2 separate regions of the Homo sapiens genome follow, and region 1 is linked to region 2. Evidence: chromatin contacts called from ENCODE Hi-C or POLR2A ChIA-PET data. All regions are on one chromosome and are shown on one strand. The core of a region is the stretch at or near the end of the contact, and the rest is flanking DNA. Distances in the headings are between cores, read along the strand shown.

Region 1 (6,672 bases), core at 3,381-5,880, 2.0 Mb before region 2:
CTGTTTGGTGATCTGAGGGCAAAGCAATGGGGCCACCAATCTGTCCTGATGGGACAGAAACCTTTTTATCAGGCTTCGTAGACGATTCCTAAAGGAAAACAGAAATGTTGATGTTTAGAAAGGTCCAAAGATGCCAACATTGGCCTGTTGTGAGGATACAAACATGTGAACTCGAGTCAAAAAAACTGGGCCTTCCTGTATAATTACAAGACAAGTGGTGGGACAGAGCAGGAGCTGTGCCCGCCTTGACTTTAGATGCCATGACTTCATCACCCCTGGTGAGTATCTGGTTGGCCAGGGCTGGGTTTACCCCGGCATGCTTCGTTGCTAAGTACAAACAAGCCGCCAGGAGAAACTTTCTTCTGTTTTGAAAAGCGTTAAGACTCTCGTGAAGAGATACTCTGCCTACTGGCATTCCCACTGTCTCAGCGCACTCCTAGCTGCAATCAGACCAAGGCATGGCATGAGAATTGCCTTAAAGCAGCTATTTTTCCCTTCTTGATTTTTCCCAGCACCCATCTCCTCAGACTGGGTTCAAAGAAGAGTGAGCTTTTCATGGGAACAGGAATGGGGTCTAATCCTTCACTCCTGCATCCCTGGTGCTTAATACAGTGTGTCTGGGACATTGTGGGAGCTCAACAGATACTTAGGAGTAAATGATTTGCACATCTCATTCTCACGGTCTGCTTAGGGATGGCTAAGGGCACCACACTAAGAACTGGGAAAAATGTTGATAAACAGCAATTTTTACTACATTGAGAGGTTTCTGCAACATCTAAGGTAATTTTCACAGTGTCTATTCTCCAGCCACTATATTGCCCTCCATTTCTGCCTGGTAGCTCAGTAAAGTCGCCTTTTCTTTCTGCTGTGGCTCCAAGCTAAACTGCACTTGGCTAGAGTGTATTTCTTCCATACAAAGATCACAGTGTAACACGTTCACACCTTCAGGGACTACTGACTCCTCAGAGGGCTGCCAAGAAGATCCCACTTAATCCCACATGAACCCCAGGAACTGGGCCAGCTGGGTACTGTTTGTAGAACCAAGGCTAGAGGGGGGTTAAGTGGCTTGGGTCTCTGTCCTGTTATGACTTCAAGAATGTCATCCTGAGCAGCTGTCCCCAGACGAGCAAAGATCAATGAGCTTCCACAGTCACTTGACTGTTTCCAGAGCATAGTTGTAGGGAGATGGGCATAGCTGACATGTGACCCGAGCAAACTGACTCACCTTCACCTTGATTTTAGAAGGGGCCATAACTTTCTTCTTGGCCCTGTTCAAAGGAATGAGCACAGAAAAGTTTAGAGAATATCCAGAGGAGACCAAAAACAACACTTGTCCCGAGATGTGAAAATACCAAGACACTCACAGGATTGAAGTCAGGTGCCCATGGCCTCGTCTGCTCTCCTTAAACAGAGTTCTGAAAGACACAGAACACCAGGCATCTGTACATGCCCCAGAAAGCTGGGACTCTGCTTCCAGAACTTTGCTAGTGTCCCTGGTCCTCAGTAGCTATCCCTCATTAAATGTCAACTGGCCAGGCGCAGTGGCTCACGCCTGTAATCCCAGCACTTTTGGAGGCCAAGGCAGGTGGATCACCTGAGGTCAGGAGTTCGAGACCAGCCTGGCCAACATGGTGAAACCCCGTCTCTACTAAAAATACTAAAATTAGCCAGGCGTGGTGGCGCACGCCTGTAATCCCAGCTACTCGGGAGGCTGAGGCAGGAGATTCGCTCAAACCGGGGAGGCGGAGGTTGCAGTGAGCCGAGATCGTGCCATTGCACTCCAGTCTGGGCAACAGAGTGAGACTTTGTCCCCGCCCCCCCACCATGCCCACCCACCCCCCACACACACAAAAAAAAAGGTCAATGGATTGGGGAGCCAAATTCCTGGTGAGAGGATCTCAATGGGACACACTGGCTGCCCAAAGGCTGAGTCTGGCCTTTACCAAGAAAATGTATGGCTCTGCCTCAAACCTCTCATGGTGATGCTTCCCTAAAGGGCACAGCACTTTCCTTATTGCCTAGTCCCTCCATTCCAGGAATAAAATGTGGAGTGACCCAGCATGTCTTTGTCCAGAGAAACTCAACAAAAACGTTCTTCGTATGAGTCCAGCCTACGTAGAGAGGACAGCAATTTCAAAGGTTCCAAGATCTATCCGCACAACAGATGATTCGAGTCCAATCAAGAAAATCACTCCAGCTAACTTTCTCTGTCCCATGTATGACACAAATACTTCATTCGCAGGAAGTGACTTCGTACAAGGTAGCCTCTGAGATGGAAGCCTGGCACTTAGTTCCAATAAGGAGTCAGCCCTGCTACCTGCAAATGACACTTCTTCAGGAACATCAGGAAAGACCCAAGATGAACCCATCTCTCAAATGCTCATAGCAGCCTGTATGTTAAAACAGGAAGTGTGGCCGGGTGTGGTGGCTCACGCCTGTAATCCCAGCACTTAGGGAGGCCAAGGTGGGCAGATCACAAGGTCAGGAGATTGAGACCATCCTGGCTAACACGGTGAAACCCCATTTCTACTAAAAATACAAAAAATTAGCCGGGCATGGTGGCAGGCACCTGTAGTCCCAGCTACTCGGGAGGTTGAGGCAGGAGAACGGCGTGAACCTGGGAGGTGGAGCTTGCAGTGAGCTGAGATCATACCACTGCACTCCAGCCCAGGCAACAGAGCGAGACTCCATCTCAAAAAAAAAAAAAAAAAAAAAAAAAAAAGGAAAGTGCATATTGAGATGGGAGGCCAAACATCAACTGAAGTGGGACAAAAAATGACAAAAACAAAACCCTGGAGGCAACTTCCCTTCCTCCAGGGAAGATCCAGAAGACCCTTTCCCAGCTACCTGCATGTCCCCCAGTTACTCAGGTGAGATCAGAGTTGAGGCAGCTAGACAGTGACTCCCTGTGAGCAAGGATCCTGTTGGCCTGGCACAAAAGCAGCGTTCAAACGTGTCTTGACTGCACAGATGCCCATCTCAGCACACGGCCCTCACCTGGCCTGCATCCAGCCTTTGGGCCAGAGGGGCTTGACTTCCGCATCCAGAAAGCCCTTCACACAGTCCTCCCAAGCCTGGGCTTTGTTGTTCCTCTCCAGGTCCTGGCTCTCCAGTTTGATCTTCACCACCTGGCACAGTAGCTCCCTGAGAAGGAGGCAGAAATCAGAAACTCCAAACTACTTCAGATGCTGCTCCAAGGTTCCAATCATGTGCTTTCAGCAGCCCTGATGAAAGTAAATGAGCCTAACCTTTGTCAGCAATAGGGGACGTGCTCAGACACTGCCCCACCAACCCTCCAAAGAGGCCAAGTCCCAGTGTGGGCACACCTGATCTCATCATTCCATTGGAACTTCTTCCGAGGTCCCATTATCCTCCTGCCCCCTTTTTCTTCATCTTCTTCCTCATCCGAACAAATCCGGTCCCTCTGCTCCTTGTCTTTCTCCTCTTCCAGCATCCTACGGGGTGAATAGAATTACATGGGGCCCCAAGGTGCTCCTGCCCACCGCCTCTCCCCTCACTCTGCACTACTGGGACTTCACAGAGAAGGAGAAAAGGCCAAAGAAGAGCCAAGAGGCTCCTTGGGAAACGGCAGTACACACCGAGAAACGGGAGGGGAAGAGGCAAGACGGGAGGGTTGCACCTGCAAGCGCCAGGACAAACTTACTTGGCAACCTTTGCCTGCGTGTGTGCCTGGCATTCGTCCTGGTACTTGGCCATCTGCTCTGGCATCGCCCTGCCAATGGCTTCCTTGAGCTTCTGGAGAGGCTCCTTCAGACGGCCCCCCTGCGAAGAGCGGGACACAATTCAAGGCAGGTTTACACATCGCTCTTACGCTCAGGACGCATGATGGGGTGATCACAAGGAGGCAGTGGGGCAGCAGACGCATCATTGCTTAAGACTCAGTCACCCCTCCGCCAGGACCCCAAAGCCAAAGGGCTTCACTCTAGAGTCACCCACCTGTTCATAGAGGTGAAGTTTCCGAGCACGCTTGAGCAGGGCATCCTTGCTGCAGGGCAGGAATGACGCAAGATAGGCATACACCCCAGAGCGGACCTGACTGCTCAGCTCCCGAGTCTGCGCCTCTATGCTGAAGAACAAAACACAGTCACCACCGGCTGCAGCTCACTGCAACTCCTGTCTTCATCAGCTCACCGTACGTGGAGAGGAAAGCTAGGAGCCAACGGCAGTCAAACCCTGTCTTGTTGGTCACACAATGTAACTGAATGCCCAAGGAAACACATCCTCAGCAATCAACAAACAACAACAACTCCCAAGCCTGATGAACATGGCTAGGTAATGTGGGCCAAGGCTCTTAGGTCACAATACCAGGAAAACAGAGCCCAGGAGAACAAGCTCTGAAGCACTAAATTTCATAGAGAAAACATGAAAGCTTTCAAAGTGGAAAGTCATGAGTTACTTGGGGTTCAAAGGAGACACTTCCCGGCAGCATTTCTTTTTTTTCCCCCAGTCCCCACGTTTATCAACCATTATGAGGTCAGGGAAAGCCTCACCCCTCCAGTTTCTCCATCTAGATAAGCAAAAAAATATTTCTCTTCAATGCCTTGAGCTGTCCACATTTGGCACGCTCAAGCAGGTTCCTTGTTGACACAATCCTATCGTCCGCACCAATGCTCAGGTGCTCTCTGCAGCTCACACTTCCTGACCCAAGGGGCCAATCCAGGTCCCGGCCAGGCGAGGCCATGTGGTAGAACACCCACATTTTGACAACTGTTCTTACACACACAAACTCCTCAGCTGTTGAGCAACAAGCTTCCCCTGCCACAAACTGCAACCAGGAGAAAAGCGGCAACACTGCAGGCCAGGCCACAAGGATTCACTTTTCCCAGTCTGGATTTACAAATGTTTGCTCATCTGTTTTTTAACCCGATTCACACAGCGTGGTGTCTCAGAGGCTCAGGCATGTGGGAACAGCATTAGGGATGATGCACGTGGCACTAGGAACAGGAGTGCCAGCGAGCGGAACAGCCAGGGACGCCAAGCAACACCCAAGGCAGAGCAGGCCCGAGGCCACCAGGCTGTCTCTCATTCTTCAGGATTCTCAGAGACAGTCAGGCAACACCTTCTCTCTCTCCTCATCTCATACCTGCCAAGAAATCCTCTTCTAACAGGCCATGATTATCACATGTTATTAATGCCTGCTGCCTAAGATCAAGGAGGTCTATCGCTTCTGGAGACAAGTACTTGGTGTCCCTGTTGTGTTTTGATTTTTAAAAGAAAAATAACAATGAAACCATGTTAATCCAATTCTTCTTTTATCTCCTTGGTGGTCACCTTTATGCAGTTCAATTGTACTCCCACTGTCCCCTAGCTGGCTTGCCCCAAGCTCAGTAATAGCAGAAACAGACAGACAGACAGACAGACAGACGATACTCACTCTAATAGGATTCCATTAATATCCTGGGTGAAGAACTTCTGTCTGCTCTCCCCCTCAGCAGCTCTGGCAGCCTGGTGCACAGCAGACAGTAACAGCCGTTAGTGCACTTTCCCCACATGTCCCTTACGCTCACCCACAGGCACAGGAGTCATCGCTCCATAAAGAGCACCTGTCAATACAGTCACACCGCCACCTTTCCAACTCCACCCTAGTCCCAGGTTAAGTTCGCCTGCGATCAATATTCTCTTTTCAAATGCTGCTGCAGCATCTGTGGGCTGCCAGTTCTTCCTGGGACTTAAAACAGTCACAGAAAAGAAAATCAGAGTCAAAGCCATCACAATGCACTTAGCCAGAGGCCAATAAGGCCAACTAACCCCTGCACCCATACACCATCAACTACACCATTAGTTGGGATTTCCATGTATCTACAGTACAAAAATATTCAAGAACTTCAACCAGTCTATAGGATTTAAAGGCCTTTTTATCTACAAAAATAATAATAATGTGTAGCTCTAACACTTAAGGACATTAAAACTCTTTGACAATTCCTAATCTACTTATGGTATACCACGAGCTCTCTATTAGCCAGACCATGTGAATAATTAACCCACCATATTACCTATTAACACCAGATTATAGGAGTTTCAGTACAGTCTTAGTTTGCTTTCGAAAAGAACACAGTTAACACACACCCTGGATGGCAAGCTCAGAGACCCCTGAAGCAACCACGGCAGGCAGCCACGACACAGCGGGAACACAAAAAAGCAGACCCTGTGGAAGTCTGCATCAGGGTTCTCACACTTGGTTGCATATTGGAATTCCCTGGGCAGCTTGGAGCAACTCAGGCCATTCAAATCACAGTCTCTGGAAAGGAGATTCAGGAATGCACACTCTCAAAAGTGGCCCAAGTACTCTTTCAAAGCAACCCTGGGAACACTGATGTGCAAAAAGGGCTGGGAACCATTCCTCTCAACCCAAGAGCTGCTGGTCTGAAGGCTTTGGGTGAAATAAAATTTCTGAAATCAGACATGATATACAGTAACGACAGCAAACAAGGGTGATAAGGTGACTATCTAGAATGAAGGGATCAACCCCTCTGAAATTGCAGACACTGCTAACCCCTCACCATCATCTCCCCCACTCACCTTCCTCTCACTGCATCCTCTGGGGCCCCTTCCAACCACTCTAACTGCTCCATCTGCCTCCTCCACCAGCTCCTTTCCATAGGCGGACCCCAGGATTCTCACTAGAACCCACTTCTCCCAATAACTTCTTTC
Region 2 (6,646 bases), core at 3,004-5,503:
GTAGAGATGAGGTTTCATCATGTTGGCCAGGCTGGTCTCGAACTTCTGACCTCAAGTGATCAGCCCGTCTTTGCCTCCCAAAATGCTGGGATTACAGGTGTGAGCCACGGCACCTGGCCAAAACAACAGACTTTAAAAAGTCTAAGTTTCCTTATGGAGACTTCCAGGCAGGCAAACTCAGGTAGGCTTATCTGGTGAATCAGTACTATTGCTGCACTACATAATCAGGCCAAATATGATGAAATCAGCCTTATAATCAAAAATATGTTTCCTTGGCCACTGTAGAAGAGGCCAGTTTTGCCTCCATTTGCACATTCATTTCAATATTCCTGATCTAGAATCTTGTAGATTCTTCTTTGGATTCTCTCTTTTTTTTTTTTTTCTCTCGACACAGAGTCTTGCTCTGTCTCCCAGGCTGGGGAGCAGTGGCTAGATCTCAGCTAACTGCAACCTCCGATTCCCAGGCTCAAGCCATTCTGGTGCCTCTGCCTCCCGTGATCCGCCCACCTTGGCCTCTCAAAGTGCTGGGATTACAGGCGTGAACCACTGCGACCAGCCCATGTAATTTTAAAAATTGCTGACTGGAACCTAATGATTTTAGGACCAATGACTAAGCAGTTTCAAAAACAGTGCCCTAGACCAAAACAAAGGAAATACAATTCTTTTATACTCATATAAAGCAAACACATGTTAAAGATTTTACTTACCGTTAGCCAGTAAGGTGGAGCTCAGGAGTTTGAGACCGGCCTGGCCAACATGGTGAAACCCTGTCTCTACTAAAAATACAACAATTAGCTGGGCTTGGTAGCACAGGCCTGTAATCCCAGTTTGCCGCCTGGCCAACACGGTAAAACCCTGTCTCTACTAAAAATACAAAAAAATTAGTCGGTCGTGGTGCATGCCTGTAATCCCAGCTGCTCAGGAGGCTGAGGCAGAACTCACTGAACCTACCGGGGAGATGGAGGTTGCAGTGAGCCAAGATCACACCAATGCACTCCAGCCTAGGCAACAAAATGAGACTGTCTCAGGAAAAAAAAAAAAAATTTCAGTGCATGTAATAAAAATGAGTATATTTTAATACATTTATATTATTTAATAAATTCAATAAATATCTCATTTAATAAAAATTAGAAACTTTTGTTACTCTAGTTTAAGTGCTTTTTTTTTTTACAGTAGATACCCATTGTTTTACAGTAGATACAGGGGCCCTAATGTGTTTCTTTTGTAATGTTCAATCTTCATTCAGTACAAATTTCTTTTTTTTTTTTTTTTTTTGAGACAGAGTCTCACTCTGTCGCCCAGGCTGGAGTGCAGTGGCTCGATCCTGTCTCACTGCAACCTCCGCTGAATCCTTGAACCAGGTTCAAGCGATTCTGCTCCTCAGGCTCCTGAGTAGCTGGGATTACAGGTGTGCGCCACCACGCCCAGCTAAATTTTTTGTATTTTTAGTATAGACAGGGTTTCACCATGTTAGCCAGGCTGGTCTCAAACTCCTGACCTCTGGTGATCTGCCCACCTCAGCCTCCCAAAGTGCTGGGATTACAGACGTGAACCACCATGCCTGGCTGCACTCAGTACAGATTTCTTAAGTGAATGGAGCACAGGCCGGCAGATTTGCATGGAAAGCTCCAAAGTCTCAGTTCATGGTGCATCACTCTCCTGTCCTCTCTCCCCTTCTCCCAGAATTGAGGGTGCGGAGCAATTTGAGTGCAATGCCAGATGGCCTACTGGGACGCTGCGGTCCTGCTGGTGACCACAAGGGCTCAGCGTAGACCTAAGGGTCACATGTTAGCAACTGTCAGGTGTCTCTCAGACACCAAGGGGTCCAAACTCTAATCAGTAAGGCTCGAAAACCAGGCGGCTCTGTCGGCAGCTGATGGAGCCACAGAATTACCTTCACACGTGAGTGAGAAGCGTCACCATCATCCCCCACACCTGGGTCACGGCGCTGGCTTGCTGGGCAGGAGCCCCGGGGGCAAATCCCGTAACTTCTCTGGGCTGGTTTCACCTGTGAAGAAAGTAAAGTGGCAAATGAAATACTGCAGGTGAAATTATTCCATGAACTGTCGACCATTAGACAAGAACAAGGTGTTCAGCATCCAGGTGCAGTAGGGGTCCTGAGTGATAGGAGCGGGAGGAGGGAAGGCCCTCTGTTTAAAAAGCTTCTGAATGGGCCGGTGGCACGGTGGCTCACACCTGTCATCTCAGCAGTTTGGGAGGCTCAGGTGAGAGAATTGTTTGAGCCCAGGAGTTCGAGACCAGCCTAGGCAACATAGTGAGACCTGCCCCTCGCCCCCACCATTTCTACTAAAAAAATTTTTTTTTAAAGCTCCTGGATGACTCCAGTGTCTACCCACCTCCCACCTACCCGCAACTGAACCATGAGCGTTGGAGGTGCACTTGCCTCAGACATGAACCACTATGGTGACATCACAGGCTCAGTGGGTGCACACAGACATTCCTCCTGAAGAGGTTGAAGGTGGCAGAGATGCCCAGATAATTAAAATTTACTCTAAAAATGAACTTCACAATCTCAGCACCGTTGGCATTTTGGGCCGGATGATTCTGCTGTGGGAGGCTGTCCTGTTCAGCGTGGGGTGTTCAGCAGCAACCCCGGTCTCTACCTGCCAGATCCCACTGTCATGCCCTACCACACGTTGTGACCACCAACACTGCAGAACGTTCCCTGGGGTGCAGAATTGCCCAAGAGCCACAGCTCCAAAGCAACTTAGAAATTAGAGCGCACAGAAAGGGAGAGCTTGGCCAATGAGACCCCCCCAGCCCGGTATTCCCCAGTCACCCTCCATCATAATATAAGTTTATTTACTCCTTCCCACAGCCTAATGCATCCTCAAATCTCTCTCCCTCTATGCCTGATATACCCATCTTCCCTCTCCTTCCCACTCCCACCAACTCAGGACATGATCCCTTACCACGACCTCTTTAGCCCAAGCCAAAGCCTCTGAACGATCTTGCCAGCTTTGGCAAGCAGCCACTCCAATTCTCCACATAGGGTGCTGACAGGTCACTCTTCCTAAAGCTTAACTTTCAGCATGTCTCTCCCCAATTAAATCATCTCCATCTCCAGCCTTAGTGCATCATCAGCTGGGCGTCATAAACACTCCGCAATCTAGCCCCAACCTCAGCCTTGTTCCTTCCACACGTCCCGCCAGTAGCACTTGGGAAAGGAACAAGAGAAACATGATATAATCACACGAGAAAATCTAGATCAAGCCCTGGAAATCATATTGGCCCTTGGAAAGCAGAAATATGCAAATAAAAATAAGCCATTTCGTTGGAATTGGAGTTTGCACATGATTATCTGACTATGGGAGTTCAGCTTCCAGTACAAGGAATAAAGGAACAACAGGCAGGGTTTAGAGCGAGGGTTTCAACTACGTCAGACCCGTTATGTGCAGGCTCCATGGGTTAGCAGCAGCCTTTTGGAACGGGGTGGAAGAGAATGGAACGGAATTTAATCCGAACAGATCCAGCTGCGTCATGTGAGCTTAAACAAGCGTCTCCCTTTAAACTTGTGCTTCAGTCATCCAGACCCACAGGCACAGAGTACACGCGTAAAAGGCATTTCTCAGTGTCGGCTGTGGGTCAACAAAGTTCGAAAGCCGTCACCGGAGATCTATAGGGTCAGAAGCGGGAGCGGGGTGCGTCCCGACCCGCAAAAGTGCAAGGTCACTGGGACCGCCCGAGCTGCAACCGTGGGACGGGGCTGATGCTGCGGGTCCAGGAAGGCAGCGCTGGGCGGGGCAGACACCGCCAGGAAACGGCGGACGAGTGCGGGGATCCTTGATGTGGGGGTGTCGGGCTTAGGCCAGGGGACGGGGGGGTGGGGATGGAGGGGCGAGGAGCAAGGAGGGAATCGCGGGAGACCCCACAGGAGGCGGCCTGAGCGCCGGGACGCAGACCCCTCCCCAGCACCCGCAACCCTCGGGACCCCCGGGAGAGCCGGGCTGCGGGCGCGTCCACGCCGGGGACGCGGGACATTCCCCGCCCGCAGGGGCCTGTCCTCACCGACGGCAGCGGGGCCCTCCCTCTCCCGCGACAGCGCCGCGGCGGATCCTTCAGCCTCTGCCGCTGCAGCAGCGAGCGTCGACCCCGCGACCCAGGCCGCCGCCGCCACCCCGACCCGGGCACCAGCTCCCAGCCCCGACCTGCCCCTCGGGAGCGAGCCCCGTGACCGCGCGCGCGACCCCGCCGGGGAGCCGGCCTTGCGGAACGCTCAGGCGCGCTACTTCAGAGCATGCGCAGCAAGACCGCGCGGCCCGTTCCTTAGGTAAACCGCTGCTCCGGGTCTTCCCTGCGCGGCGCCGAGCCGCAGGCCTGGCCTGTCAGCGCATGGGGGCGGGGACGTAACTCACGGAAAAGGCGGGGCCATCCCGAGATTGGACGGCGGCGTCCAGGGGCGGAGCTAGGATGGGGGAGCTGAACAGGACGCTCTTGGCGTAAAGGGGCTGGGGTAGGGGGCGCTTAATTGAGACCCCAGGACGGTCCCCAGTATCTGAGGCTGCCCGCAGGAAACGGAGCGTTTGCTGAGATGCACTCTTGGGCCTGTCAGTTTCCTGACCCCGTGGGAAGGCGATTCTCATGCATCTCATTGACGCCCCCAGTGACCCTACCCCAGAGCGGAACCAGTGTGAGATTCAAATAAACAGCGATAGCAACGGATTATAACCTTGACTACGATATGAGTCCAAACTGAAGGAAATAAGTCAACGGGGGAGAAGGGACAGTTGTTTCTTACATCAGAAAGCCAACAACGACAAAAAAATACCTGGGCCGGGCGCGGTGGCTCACGCCTGTAATCCCAGCACTTTGGGAGGCCGAGGCGGGTGGATCACCTGAGGTCAGGAGTTCGAGAACAGCGTGGCCAACATGGTGAAACCCCGTTTCTACTAAAAATACGAACATTAGTCGGGCGTGGTACTGGGCGCCTGTAATCCCAGCTACTCGGGAGGCTGAGGCAGGAGAATAACTTGAACCCGGGAGGCGGAGGTTGCAGTGAGCCGAGACGGCGCCACTGCACTCCAGCCTGGGCGACAGAGTGAGACTGTGTCTAAAAAAAAAAAAGCAGAAATATTACATAGTATTACAAAGTCTGCATGACGTGTGATGTAACACATTGAATGTAGAAGCAGGTATGAGAGCCAGTAGTCTTCTTTTAAGCCCGCAACAAAGATATTTGCAAAAATGTATAACTATGTCACTCGTCTCACTAAATTTCTTTGGGAAAATATTGTACTTTTTCATAAAACTATGTTAACACAATCAGCTTACTATTTTTTGGTAAGATCTTTATTGAAATATAATTCACATACCATGCATTTCTCCCATTTAAAGTGTACAATTAAATGATATGTAGTATAGTCAGAGAGTTGTGCAAACAGCACCATAGTCAGTTTTAAAACCTTTCATCACTCCAAGAAGAAACCTTTAGCCACCACCCTCCAATTTGCTAATCACCCCAGCCCTAAGTAATATGATCTATTTTCTGTCTTTATAGATTTGCGTATTCTGCATATTTCATATAAATGAAATCATGCAACAAATATGTGGTCTCTTGTGACTGACTTCTTTCGCCTAGCCTTAGCATAGCACTTTCAAAGTTCATCCATGTTGGCCGGGTACAGTGACTCTTGCTTGTAATCCCAGCACTTTGGGAGGCTGAGACAGGAGCATCGTTTGAGCCCAGGAGTTTGAGATCAGCCTAGGCAACATAGTGAGACTCTTTCTCTACAGAAAAAAAGAAAAGAGGAACAAGAGAAAATTAGCTGGATGTGGTGATGCGCTGTAGTCCCAGCTACTCAGGAGGCTGAGGTGGAAGGATCACTTGAGCTTGGGAGCTGGAGGCTGCAGTGAGCTGCGCTCATGCCACTGCACTCCAGGCTGGGCGACAGAGCAAGACCCTGTTCAAAAATAAAATAGTAGCAGAACTTAATTACTTTTTTTTTTTCTTGAGATGGAGTCTTGCTCTGTCGCCCAGGCTGGAGTGCAGTGGCACGACCTCAGCTCACTGCAACCTCCATCTCCCGGGTTCAAGTGATTCTCCTGCCTCAGCCTCCTGAGCAGCTGGGATTGGGATTATTACAGACAGTTGCCACCACGCCCGGCTTTTTTTTTTTTTTTTTCTTTTTTGAGACGGAGTCTCGCTCTGTCGCCCAGGCTGGAGTGCAGTGGCGCCATCTCGGCTCACTGCAAGCTCCGCCTTTCGGGTTCACGCCATTCTCCTGCCTCAGCCTCCCGAGTAGCTGGGACTACAGGCGCCTGCCACTGCGCCCAGCTAATTTTTTGTATTTTTAGTAGAGACGGGGTTTCACCGTGGTCTCGATCTCCTGACCTTGTGATCCGCCCGCCTCGGCCTCCCAAAGTGCTGAGATTACGGGCGTGAGCCACCACGCCCAGCCCCTCCAGCTTTTTTTGAGAGGAGTCTGACTGCGATGCCCAGGCTGGAGTGCAATGGCGCTATCTTGGCTCACTGCAACCTTTGCTTTCCGGTTCAAGAGATTGTCCGCCTCAGCTTCCCCAATAGCTAGGACTACATGCGTGCGCCACCATGCCCGGCTGATTTTTGTATTTTTAGGAGAGACGGGGTTTCACCACGTTGTCCAGGCTGATTTCAAACTCCTGACCT

The links. A loop is a pair of places that touch in the nucleus more often than their neighbours do. ChIA-PET counts read pairs that join two places held with the same protein, here RNA polymerase II (POLR2A).
Region 1: a loop to region 2 is called in a map of uterus, with 11 times the contacts of the local background. The contact joins the enhancer-like site here to the promoter of FLYWCH1 in region 2. A Hi-C loop is called at or near these places in 1 of 168 maps with a recorded cell type or tissue (uterus). POLR2A ChIA-PET finds 5 or more read pairs at or near these places in 1 of 52 experiments (BJ).

Annotation. Positions count from the first base shown.
Region 1 is chr16:4,867,627-4,874,298 of GRCh38, reverse strand. UBN1 (ubinuclein 1) reads right to left here. Exons shown (of 18, transcript NM_001079514.3): 8 at 5,396-5,466; 9 at 3,958-4,087; 10 at 3,665-3,783; 11 at 3,327-3,455; 12 at 2,998-3,144; 13 at 1,365-1,415; 14 at 1,226-1,268; 15 at 1-88. Among named protein-coding and RNA genes, the nearest start is that of UBN1, 23 kb to the right of the region's middle. RefSeq lists a silencer at 3,316-3,501. Within about 2 kb of position 4,630, at least 4 of the 41 ENCODE cell types and tissues checked have a DNase peak (open chromatin) inside an H3K27ac peak, as active enhancers do.
Region 2 is chr16:2,909,538-2,916,183 of GRCh38, reverse strand. It overlaps FLYWCH1 (FLYWCH-type zinc finger 1), which reads right to left and starts at 4,253. Exons shown (of 10, transcript NM_001308068.2): 1 at 4,030-4,253; 2 at 1,895-2,008. RefSeq lists silencers at 3,620-3,809, 3,783-3,882, 3,913-4,062, 4,083-4,392, 4,443-4,502.